Regions from separate parts of the Mus musculus genome. Here regions 1 and 2 are each linked to region 3. The links are chromatin contacts, found by Hi-C or POLR2A ChIA-PET in ENCODE. All regions are on one chromosome and are shown on one strand. Each heading gives the region's core, a stretch centred on a gene start or an enhancer-like site at or near the end of the contact. The rest is flanking DNA. Distances are from core to core; before and after follow the strand shown. Region 1 overlaps Rad51b (RAD51 paralog B). Region 2 holds the start of 2310015A10Rik (RIKEN cDNA 2310015A10 gene). Region 3 overlaps Gm46361 (a long non-coding RNA gene).

Evidence for each region. Hi-C counts contacts between places; a loop is a spot of excess contacts on that map. ChIA-PET counts read pairs that join two places held with the same protein, here RNA polymerase II (POLR2A).
Region 1: a map of heart shows a loop between it and region 3 (1.9-fold over the local background). The contact joins two enhancer-like sites. A Hi-C loop is called at or near these places in 1 of 37 maps with a recorded cell type or tissue (heart). POLR2A ChIA-PET finds 5 or more read pairs at or near these places in 1 of 5 experiments (embryonic stem cell).
Region 2: a map of heart shows a loop between it and region 3 (2.5-fold over the local background). The contact joins the promoter of 2310015A10Rik here to the enhancer-like site in region 3. A Hi-C loop is called at or near these places in 1 of 37 maps with a recorded cell type or tissue (heart). POLR2A ChIA-PET finds 5 or more read pairs at or near these places in 1 of 5 experiments (embryonic stem cell).

Annotation. Positions count from the first base shown.
Region 1 is chr12:79,678,589-79,682,210 of GRCm38, reverse strand. The region is part of intron 8 of Rad51b (RAD51 paralog B); the gene reads right to left. Among named protein-coding and RNA genes, the nearest start is that of Gm36048, 120 kb to the left of the region's middle. Within about 2 kb of position 1,609, at least 2 of the 3 ENCODE cell types and tissues checked have a DNase peak (open chromatin) inside an H3K27ac peak, as active enhancers do.
Region 2 is chr12:80,131,121-80,134,812 of GRCm38, reverse strand. It overlaps 2310015A10Rik (RIKEN cDNA 2310015A10 gene), which reads left to right and starts at 1,969. Exons shown (of 3, transcript NR_033514.1): 1 at 1,969-2,086; 2 at 2,854-2,999.
Region 3 is chr12:79,885,962-79,889,662 of GRCm38, reverse strand. The region is part of intron 1 of Gm46361 (a long non-coding RNA gene); the gene reads right to left. Among named protein-coding and RNA genes, the nearest start is that of Gm46362, 4.8 kb to the left of the region's middle. Within about 2 kb of position 2,009, at least 1 of the 3 ENCODE cell types and tissues checked has a DNase peak (open chromatin) inside an H3K27ac peak, as active enhancers do.

The DNA.
Region 1 (3,622 bases), core at 360-2,859, 210 kb after region 3:
GAGAACAGAAGCCCAATTTAGAACCCGTGATTCTGGCTAAATTGGAAATTGGAAATTGGTTTTCTAGGATAGTGACCACCATTGCCTGTCACAGAGACTAGAGGATGGAACCTTGGACTCAAAAGGATAATCAAGAATGAACTCTTAGCCTTCCCTTTGTCTCTGTGGTTTCAACCAGTATCAAAACAAAAACAAGGCCCACCAATTTGGTATGGAATGAGGTGGCACTGCCTTCTGCCCCAAAGCAAAGTAATATCTTAACATCATACTGCGCTGTAGCATCAAGTATGCAGAAGTTGAGTTTTCTACCATACATAAATGCTAGGAACTAAACGATCAGCCACTAATGTGAAATCAGACTCTCTGAAAGACACAAACACATGAGAGACTACCTTTAAGGGCATTTCCGACCTCCCGGACTGCGAGGCATCCTGAGAGACAGTCTGAGGCTGTTTTGTTAACCTCTCCTCCAAGAGGTATTTGGGCAGGGCTGAGGATCAGAATGAATGCATGAGAGACAGAGGCTGGGGTGGGGGTGGGGGTAGGGGTGGGGGTGGGGATGGAGGTGGGGGTGGGACAGAACTGTTTTTGTGGCACAGGCTTATTTTTCTCTAGTTAAGACAATTATAGCGAGCTTGTCATTAGTATGCTTGAACTAATTTTTCCAGATGCTTCTCTGAAGAGTGATTCTGATCCAACCTTTCCCAAACCAGAAGTTGAAGAAGAAAAAAAAAAGAGGAGTTTTAAAAAGCAGGGAATGGTGCTGGCGCTCCAACCAGGGCAAGCACACTACCACTGACCAGTCTCTCTCTCTCTCTCTCTCTCTCTCTCTCCTTCCTTTCTTGCTCTTTCTTTCTGTCTTTCTTTCTTCCTTTCTCTCTTTCATAAATGGGGCAAGAGAGAGAATGGAGTTCACCACTAAACTCATAAAATCGAGATTCCCACAATTGGGGAAATCTCACCCTGAGAGTGATGGAGGAGTCTCGCACTTGGACAATCACATTATTAATAAGGATGTCTCCCCTGCCTGCTCACTAGTCTCCAGAATCTTTAAGAGAGAGCTCTATTTCACTTGTATGACATACCCAGTCCTGAGCTTACTCTTCTAGGTCTGACAAGGCTGTAGCAATCGGAGGCCACCAGGGCCTTTATTTTTCTTTCTCCTAGATTTCAAATTAGCCGAGGGAAAAAAGAAGGAAGCTAAGAACCCTGGTACTGAACAATCATGGCTATTGTCATCCACTGTGTGTGCTTTCTATCAGCAAAACCATTTACATCACTGCAGATCTATGCAGCTCTCACAATCTCCCCGACTGTCACTCAACCTATGATGACTCCAGGGGAACTGTAAGCCAGAGGTGAAGGCTTCCTTTGTTTCCATCTCTGTGGTAGGATGACATGTGGTCCTGAGTGCCAAGGTACTAAGATAAGAGGGATGCTCAAAATGCCCAGATGGCTGGAGAATGAAAACCGGAATACAGAGCCAAATCTGCACAGCAGAAAAGGGCCACTGTGGCCAGGCTGGAAGTGGGGTCCTTGTAGTCCACAGGCAGCGGAACTAAAGGGAAGCCATCCCCCAACTCAGCTGGTGGGAGCTGGGCAGCTTCCCAGCTGGAAGGAACTCTCAAACACATCCCTGTAAGCTACCCATGAGAGACAGAGGCCCTGTTAAGAACAACACACAAAAGGGGCTGCTAATCAAGAGGAACTTCAGCCGTAAGAATGGGATTCAGTCATCCTTCCAGAGATGCATGCCTGGGCCAAGGCCCAAGAGAATGACATTCAGCTGCTGTATCCCTCTTTGGGGCCCAAGTTGGAGGCACTGAAAGAGAGATTCACAAAGGAGGCAGATGGGAAGGCCCCATGGCCATGCAGTGCGGTTCCCATGCAGAACACCCGAGTCAACAGGTAGAAGCAAGTACAATTGGAATCAGCTGCTTGGAACAGAATCAACATTTTAAATAAGAAACTAGCAAAGGGACTGGCAAGACCGCTCAGGGTGAAAGTTCTACACAAGCCTGGCAACCTGAGTTTGGTCCCTGAGGTGTAAGGGAAGAACTGCCTCTACAGTTATCCTCCAAGAGTCCAACATGGATCATTGCACCCACAGAGGCACAAAGGCACGCATACGGACACACACACACACACACACACACACACACAGTGATCAAAGACCTAAAACTCACACCCTACCCTTTCCCCGTAAACTCTGAAAGGGTTCACTGATCCATAGGGGCCAGAAATCAGCAGCCTCTGATCTCGGCCACCCCAGGTTCTGACACTACCAGATGTTCCAGCCATGAGAGTTTCCGAGGCTCTTCAAACACAGGCCTTTCGTGTAGATAGCCCATTGGCCTTAACCGTCATTTCTCATGCTTAGTGTTTATAGCCCAGCTGTTTGCTAACAATGCCCGCCACACTTCTTTCCTAATGCTTTCAATACCATCCAAGTTGCTCTTAGGAACATTTTATCTTCCACTCATTCTAAAAATAGGAAAGCTATGACATCACCGAGTAAATCAGACAGAACAAGCTGTAGAAAGGGAGACACTGAAAGCTGCAGGACTAGGCTGGAGATGAACGTGCTGCAGAGAGAAAAGAACTGCTAATGAGGGATTCTCACATAACTGAGGTTAGGGCCAGTTGACTAAAGGCCAGAGCTGAGCTGTCTTTTCTTTCTGCCCCTTGTTCTTCTCCTACCGCTCCCCGCTTTCTTCTTAGTGTACCTGACACCAGGCACTCAATGACAGGTACACAGTGGTGGGCGAATGAGGGTGGGGAGGAGTGTATCTTCATGGTCCATAAAGACTGATCTTTCCTTCCCATCTTGCCTCAATGGCTGGGTGGGACAAAGAGACAGCAACAGAGCCTTTTCCTTCTGGGCTTTGGATTGTAATGTGTTTTCAGTGGAACGGCGGCAGGGAGAACAGTAGATGAGTTCTCTACTCTGCTTTGCACACACAGGGACACAGGCGGCTGGGAGGCTCCCAAAAGTGCACCACGCTTTTCTCACTAATGTGGGTATGGTTAGTGCTGATGTTCTGAGTAATCTCACCACAGTGTTTATAGCTTACGCTTGAGTAGGATATACCGTTCATCAGCTAAAATGCAGAACAAAACCATATTTACCCTCCACTGCGTTGCTGTCCCATACGGAGTTGGACATTTTTAGATGGAGAATAGGTACCTCCATAAATGAATGTGTGATATGCTCAACATGAGCAAAAATAACAGTGTCAAGTTTCACAGGGTCCACATGTTGAATGTTTGGTGCCAAATATCTACTTATTGCTCCTTTAACTCCTGCCCTCTTTTCCAGCTGTAATCATGCTGGAGCCTTGTCAGGCATGGCAGTGATGGGAGATGCTGCTCCTGAGGTGATAGATACACCACCATTCACCTTTTTTTTTCCCTTGGAGAGGGAATAACTTCATCAGTATCTAACACTGCCATGCTCGTTCAGGCTCATATCTTTGATAGACATTTTAACTCCATTAGCTAGGATCTTTTACAGCAATAGCAATGCATTTAGAAGTACTGCTTTGAGGCTGGTAAGATGGCTTAGTGGGTAAAGAGCTGGCTGGCTCTGTAAGTCTACTGACCTAGGTTCAATTCCATGACC
Region 2 (3,692 bases), core at 720-3,219, 250 kb before region 3:
CTGACAACAACATTTGTGGTTGCTGTGTGCTAACCCGGCCAACCCTAGAGTCATTAGGGAGGGGAATAAATAGGAGGGGTGAGAACCGAGACTCAGGGAAAGATAGCGTGTCCCCCTATCTGCTCTCCAAAGTGCTTGGAGCGGCAGGGCAAAGCTAGCATGAGCTTGCACGCATCCTTTGAGGTCCTCCTCACATGTTGGAATTGTGACATCAGCCCCAAGCATACAACAGGCCCTTAACAATGTTCACAGAAGAAATTGGCCCCAGACAAAACATGAACTGCATGGGTGGGAAGATGGCACGCTGTCTTCTTACAACTGCCCAACGCATCTGGTTATATCAAATATGATTCTCCCTCAGGCTTCAAGGAAGGGCTGAAACAAATCGGACTCAGTCAGTGAGAAGCCCAGGAGTACCTGGCTAGGGTTCCTAAAGGTGAGGTAGCATTCTGGGTGTGGCTAAGATCTTGGGTCCCAGGGTCTCTTCTTAAGAGGGAGGTCCTGGGTACCAGATGTCTGGACCTTGCCCATTGGTCTCTCTTCTGTTCCCATAGCTTTGTCCTTCAGCCTTTGGATGGGTGGCAATGCTCTGGTCCCCTCTGCTCACCACACCCAGCGCTTTCTTGGGTTCTCTCCAGGACCTTCCTGCTCCCTTCTTCTAGACCCCTCTTTAGAATTTCCACAGAAAGGCCTTTTGTGACAGCTTCCACACAGCCCAGTATAAATCACACATGCTCCTTGATTCGCAGTGAAGCCCTGTCCCAACAATCCCTTCAATGAACTGAAAAGGCCAGGTAGCGTGGAGAGTACACCTGCTTCCGTAACGTACCAGACGTCACCACTGTGCCATGCAGTACACTATAGACCACTGTCTGCTTCCCACTCACGACTGTAGGAACTTCCCGCAGAAGAATACTGTGTTTATTGCTAGTCCGGGGGAAAACCCAGAATTAAAAATTCAACTGTGGTTTCTACTGAATGTATATTATTTATGTTTCACCTTACAGGTGAAATTATGATAAACTGGGGACTGTTTGTAGTTCCCTATTTATGTCTTCTTTCAGTGCCTTAATATTTTCCTCTATAAGAACATGGAAACTTTTCCAAACTGGGCCTGGTGAGATGGTTCAGTTTGGTGAAGGTGATTCACAGGCCTGATGATCTGAGTTTGGTTAGAATCTACAGAATCCACATGTTAGAAGGAGGGAATCCAGTCTTGAAAACTGCCCTGATTTAAATAACTATATAAAATATATACACACATATACATATATGCATATATATTTTATAAGTGAATTAAAACTTTTTCAAGGGGCTGGAGAGACGGATAAGCAGTAAAGGTCATTGGCTACTCTTCCAGAAAACCCAGGTTCAATTCCCAGCACTCACGTGCTTACAACCTTACAAGCTTACAGCCATCTGTAATTCCAGTTCAGGGGATTTAAAAAGTCCTCTTCTGGCCTCAAAGTGCACTGCAGGCACACGGTACATAGAAATACATATAGGCAAACAGCCGTACACTTAAGATTTAAAACTTTCTCAAGTGTCATCTTAGATTTGTGAAATTATCCCGCTAAGTGCCATATGGTTGAGAGCTCCATCAGGGTCCTCTGTGCTCTGTCTGCATACTGTATACTGGAGTGGATGATAGAACCCTGGCCTAAGTAAGTGGGCTGAGCTGGTAGATTCAGGACCAGCGGCCAACAGCAGCAACATTCACCCTGGAATGCCATAAAATACAAACTCTGAGTTGGAGTCCGACCAACAGATGGGAAGACGCCTAGGGAAGTGTGGTGTACGCTTTTGAGAACCCTGTAGAAAGGGTCTCAGTGCCCGGTGGTCCAGGGCAGTTAGGATGGCCCCGCGTGTGCCATTCGGCACACTGGCCAGTGGAGGGCAGTGTTGCCACGCCCATCGAACGACCTCGGCTGCTTGAGCGGCGTGAAAGGCCGGCTGGGGAAGACCGGCGGGGCGGCCGCAGTCTGCTCGCCCGGGCGACAGACGCTCCGAGATGCCGAAGGGCCAGCAGCGGCCCCGAAGCTCCGGGCTGGCCGCGCTGTCGCTCTGCCGCGCCCCGGTCTCGAAGGTTCGCGAGGCTCCAGGGCGCAGGGGAGGAGGCTCGCTCGGGCCGGCCGGGGCAGCCTGCCAGAGAGGGCGGCGGAACCTTGACCGCGGCCCCGGAGGCAAAGGGCAGCCTCCGCGTGATGCCTCGGCGAGCAAAACAAGCCGGCCATCTTGGCGCCCTTAACCAGCTCCTGGCCGCTCCGGGCGCGGCCAGGGGTCCGGCCACCGAGCCCCGCGGCGGGCCTGGGATTTGGAAACCGTAATGCCATGGGCGTGGGGAGGAATTTCTAAGAACGGGAAGAAAACTCGAGGCCCTGGCACGTTCCCTGGGGTGTTTGGAAATGCCATCAGTTAGCCATTAGTAGGCAGGGCCAGCGCTTCGGTCAGTGATTGGATTTGTCCCAGTCGCCTCCTAGTTCTTTTTGCCCTATATTCAAAGAGCTTAAAAGTCATGGGTGGTTGAAGTAGGTCAGAGTGATCACCAGGCTGTTGTTGCCTGGCAGCCCAGTGGCAGGGTCCGAGACAAGGTGGTATTCCAGTAGATGCCCTCGGGCCGTACCAACCCAGGGTCAAGGACTAGCTGCTCCAGTGCTATATGTGATCAGCTCATTTCCAGTTTCTCAATCATTCTGATGTCATCCGAGGGACAGAAGACCCCACGGCTCCTCCTCTTTGCCTAGTTTACACATCGGGGTTGTTCTAGCATTTGTAGTTTTCAGGTTCTAGAATATTCTTTTCCTCTGTCAGCCCCCACTAAGAAGCTTTCTTGATTTCCCCCTTTGTTTCCAGTGAAGGTGCCTCTTCCTGGCTAGCCCACCTACATGCTGTCATCACTGGGCTTCTGCAACTCTCAGTCTTTGTGGCTGCACCCTTCCCTTCTGAATCCTGAGGACCCATGAGTGTCAGGCCCATCATGAAATTGGTCGTCTTACTGGGTACGTAGGTCATGCAGGAACGGGTCCTTGCAAGAGGACTACCAAGCGACTGAATAGGTTTTAATCTGGATTGGGGCCTAGGAGTTATTCACAGGTGTTTTGAACCTTCAGCACAGGAGTATGTATAATGGTGTTTCCTTAAGCCCTGTAATGGAATCCTTTTGTGTGTTTACTGAAAGTTATTCTGAGTAGAACTGTCAGGGTGTGTGCGGTAGGAACCAAAACCATAGGTGTGAACCAGACTGAGAAGATGGGCCCTCAGAGCCCCCTCTGTGCAATTCTGTATGGCTTGGGCTATGGGCAAAGGGAAGACAATCAGGCTGGCAGGCTCAGGACCAACTGAAGACCGGCCTAAGCCGGTGGTTCTCAACATGTGGGTCGCGCCCCCGGGGGGTTTGTCAAAGGACCCTCGGAAGACACAGATATTTACATTATGATTCACAACAGTTGCAAAATTACAGTTATGAAGTAGCAATGAAGGTGATTTTATGGGTTGGGGGTGTGTGGGGGTGGGTCACCACAGCATGAGGAACTGTGTTAGAGAGTTTCAGCATTAGAAAGGCTGAGAACCGCTGGGCTAAGTGCTTGGCAAGACTTGGGGTGTAGGCTGAGGGTCCCAGGAAGAGGCAGGAAAGAAGAGCTTGGGACAGCTTGGAGAAGGTTTATGCCTACGGAGAGATCCTTTCTTGTTCC
Region 3 (3,701 bases), core at 760-3,259:
GTCTCCTCCCCAGCGTCTTTTGCTGCTGCCGCATCAAATGGTGTCTTCTCTAGGTTTGGGCTTCTGTTTGCTCTTTCAGATATGTTTGTTCTGCTTGAGTGACCTTATTACTCTGCTGGCTTCACTTACCACCCATGCTCTACGATCTCAGGCCCAGCCATCTTCCTGAATTTCCCACATGTATTTCCAAATGCCTACAGGACACTTCGAGCTGGGCATTGTGTGGTTCTCTCCAATCACACATGTCTAAAGCATATTGGTTATCATGACCCTGCCTCCTATGACAATCGCCTCACATGTTCCTCCCCTGTCTCTTTTATGTCAGTTGACAAAATTGCTATCCCACAGATACCCAAATGGAAAACTTAAAACCACTCTTGATCTTCCCTCTCTCACTGACATCTGCCCTTTCCATCTGTGCCAACATCAACCTGAATGTGACACACACACACACACACACACACACACACACACACACACACACACACCGGCTATGGCAGATTCCCTCTGGGATCTGGCCACTCTTGGTTCTCTCTCTACTCTACAAATGGGAGACAACTGTTCAAACACAGTAGCTGTTTGTGCTAGTCTTTGTGTTCAGAACTGGTATGGGTGGGGTGTTTGGTGTTTTATCTGTGAACTGGATGTGTGCCTAGCTAGTGCTCACAGAAGCCAGAAGAGGGAGTTGGATTCCATGGAACTGGAGTTACAGGCCCATGTAAGCTACCTTGTGGGTACTAAGACTCAAACTCGAGTCATCTTGTAAAACAGACAGTGCTCTTAACCTCTGAGCCATCTCTCCAGCTCCACAGACAGTTTCATGACCTCAGACCCGCTCTAGAACCACGGATGACCTTTGAATTTCTGATTATCTTGCTTCTATCTCCACCCCAAACCCGGGGGTTATATGTGTGCTTGCACCACACATGGTTTCTGCCGAGCTGGGAATTCAACACAGGTCCTCATACGTGCTAGGCAAGCACTCTACCTACTAAGCCACATGAGCCCTTTCCTTGCAATCCTTTTTTATATTCCATATTCCACTTCATGTTGAACCCCAAGCCTATCTAAATAACAAATGGATAATTGATATTTTGGAAATCAATGTGGGGTCCTTAAAGGAGAATAAAGACCTTAGGGATGACCCCTTCTGTCCTCATGTTTACTCTGGTGGCTCCTCTTCTCAAATCTCCAGTGTTTCTCACACTGTTTCTGCCCCAGGTGTCTCCTGTCCAGATACATAGACAAGACACCAAGGGCAAGGGCATTCTGGTTCCATTCCAAGACAATGACTGGCACACAGTAGGGCCCTGAAACAGGCCAGCTGACTGTCAGGGGCATGAGGCAAGGGGAAGTGGCCGTTTGCTGCTACCATATCCAGTGGCCAAGCTGTTTGGATGGAAAAGGGCTTCACTGACAAGTGTGGAGCTGGACGCACACACCTCTTGCTCAAGAAAAACAGCTTTGTCCCCGTGTCTTGCCCTTTAAAATACCCCATGTACAGCCAAAGAAGAGAACCAAGAGCCAGACACATGCCCGTGGGATCTGATGGTCAATGGTCTGCTCTTATCATCCTGAGCAGAAAGTCAGCGGGCTAGAGCCAGTCCTAAGACTTGGCTTCTCCTTTCAAATGATCTGTGCAGACCCAATTCTATTTCTATCCCAACAACAAGGTATTTATTTCTTTTTCAAGGATCTCAAGTGAAGCCTAGCTTCTCAGTTGTTCCCACATCCCGTTCCTGGAATTCCCTAATTTCTATTCCCTGAGACAAGAATAATTGAATACAGGGCTTTGTTGGTCTTTGGCAAAGCACTTAGAATCGCTGCTGGCTTTGGCAGGATGGGGGCAAGGTGGACAGGTAACCAACCGTAAGAAATTCCAATAAAAATTCTGAGTAAAGGTACGCTTCAAATTAAGAGTTAGATTTTGTGTGTATGAGAGAGAGTTGTTTCAGGCTAGGTGCCTGCTCTCGGAACGTTCTGGGCATGTGCCAGTGTGCTTGGCGTCCCCTGTCATTGTTGACTCTTGCAAATTTCACACATGCTCACCTCATCTTCCTTTCTTTTTACAATCTCCCCAGAAAGCACCCCACCTCTGACCTGAGCATTTCATTAGTCCTCCCTCCTTAGAGGCCATTTGGGATTTTTCTTGACAGTCGTTTTATTCACTCTGGCTCAGACCTGCCAGCCCAGCTTTTCTCAGCCAAGCCTCCAAAGGAAACATGATCTGCTTGCTGCGTCAGATCACTTGGAAATAGATACGACTGGCTTGGAGTCACTCCACGCAGGGCTGTAAAATTGCTCTCCTCCTTCTAAGTGGGTTGGGTCAAGCCCAAGCTGAGGCAAGAGGTTTCCAAGGAACACGGAGCACAGGCTGTAGTAAGTGGCAGTGATGGAGACAGTGGCTCGCTCACTTTGGAGTCAGTATTAACCTTCCATTGTGAAGGGTGACCTTCATGGTCAAGCACAAGCAAGACACTGGGGTCTTTGCTGGGGTGCCTGAATCATTTTACAAGGGTGATGAGGATTCAGGCTTGCTGTGAATCTCTTCATTCAAGCCAAGTTCTAGTGTAAAGTTTTGCTATTTCCAAGAAGGTTAGTCGATTTGATTTCAAGATGTATGTGTCTTGTGCAAAGTTTGTTAAGGTATCTACTCTTCTATTGGGCCACACTAACAAATACCATCAAAGTTCTGATACTCTTTCCAAGGTTTCCTTGGAATTCCAAATAGGATTAAAATACTGCTTGGCTCCTCTTTTCTTGTTCATTTTAAATTGTATTTTATATGTCTGGATGGTTTGCCTGCATGTATGTACACCATGTACACAGAATAAGAAGGCCAGAAGACAGCATTGGATGCCCCCAGGAACTAGAATTATAGGCGTTGTGAGCCATGATGTAGGTGCTGGAACTTAAATCCAGCCCTCTGGAAGAACAACAAGTTCTCTTAACTGAAGAGCCGTTTCCAGCCCCTGGCTTCCTTTCTCACTGCTGTTTCATTCTGATGCCTGGGAGTCAGCCTGGTCTAATGAGTAGGGCTCTTAGGTGGGAGTCCCAGGTCTCAGCAATGCCAATCAAAGCAAGTCCTTTAATGTGCGTCAATTGCCTCATCTATGAAATGTGATTTGTGCTAAGTGCTTTGACCATCACAGAGCACTGTATAAAGACAGGGAAGGGTTGCTCTCAGCTGTAGCTATGGGATTGAAAACAAGGTTTTCTGGGGGTTTTATGGAAGCTGTGAGTTAAAACATGACAGGCAGACAAACATGACAGGCCAGAAGGCAGGACGATGACTATCCCATTAGAAACACGCTGCAAACTCTCTAAGCTCATCTGTCAGGATTTTCATATAACCTTTCATTTTAAACAATAGAATTAAGTTACTAAATCTCATGCCTGGTAAAATAATTTGCCCCTGCCCCCTTTTTTTCCTGCCAGGGACACAGAAACAATTCTCGTTGCTTAATTATTTTCTGGAATGATAAGGCACTCACTGACAGATCGAAGAAATGATTCCATCTGAGTCTATCCTGGTAAAGCAAGGTATTGGGGTTACAAGAGCACATGAAGTGGCCTCCATGCAAAGGGGAGGACTTTAAGTAGGGATGTAAAGTGGGAGGCATGCGAAGCGGGGAATTGGGAGCAGAGGAAAGGGGTAGACAGAATCTCTGGGATTGGTCTGGTTATCTGTCCCTTCTCCT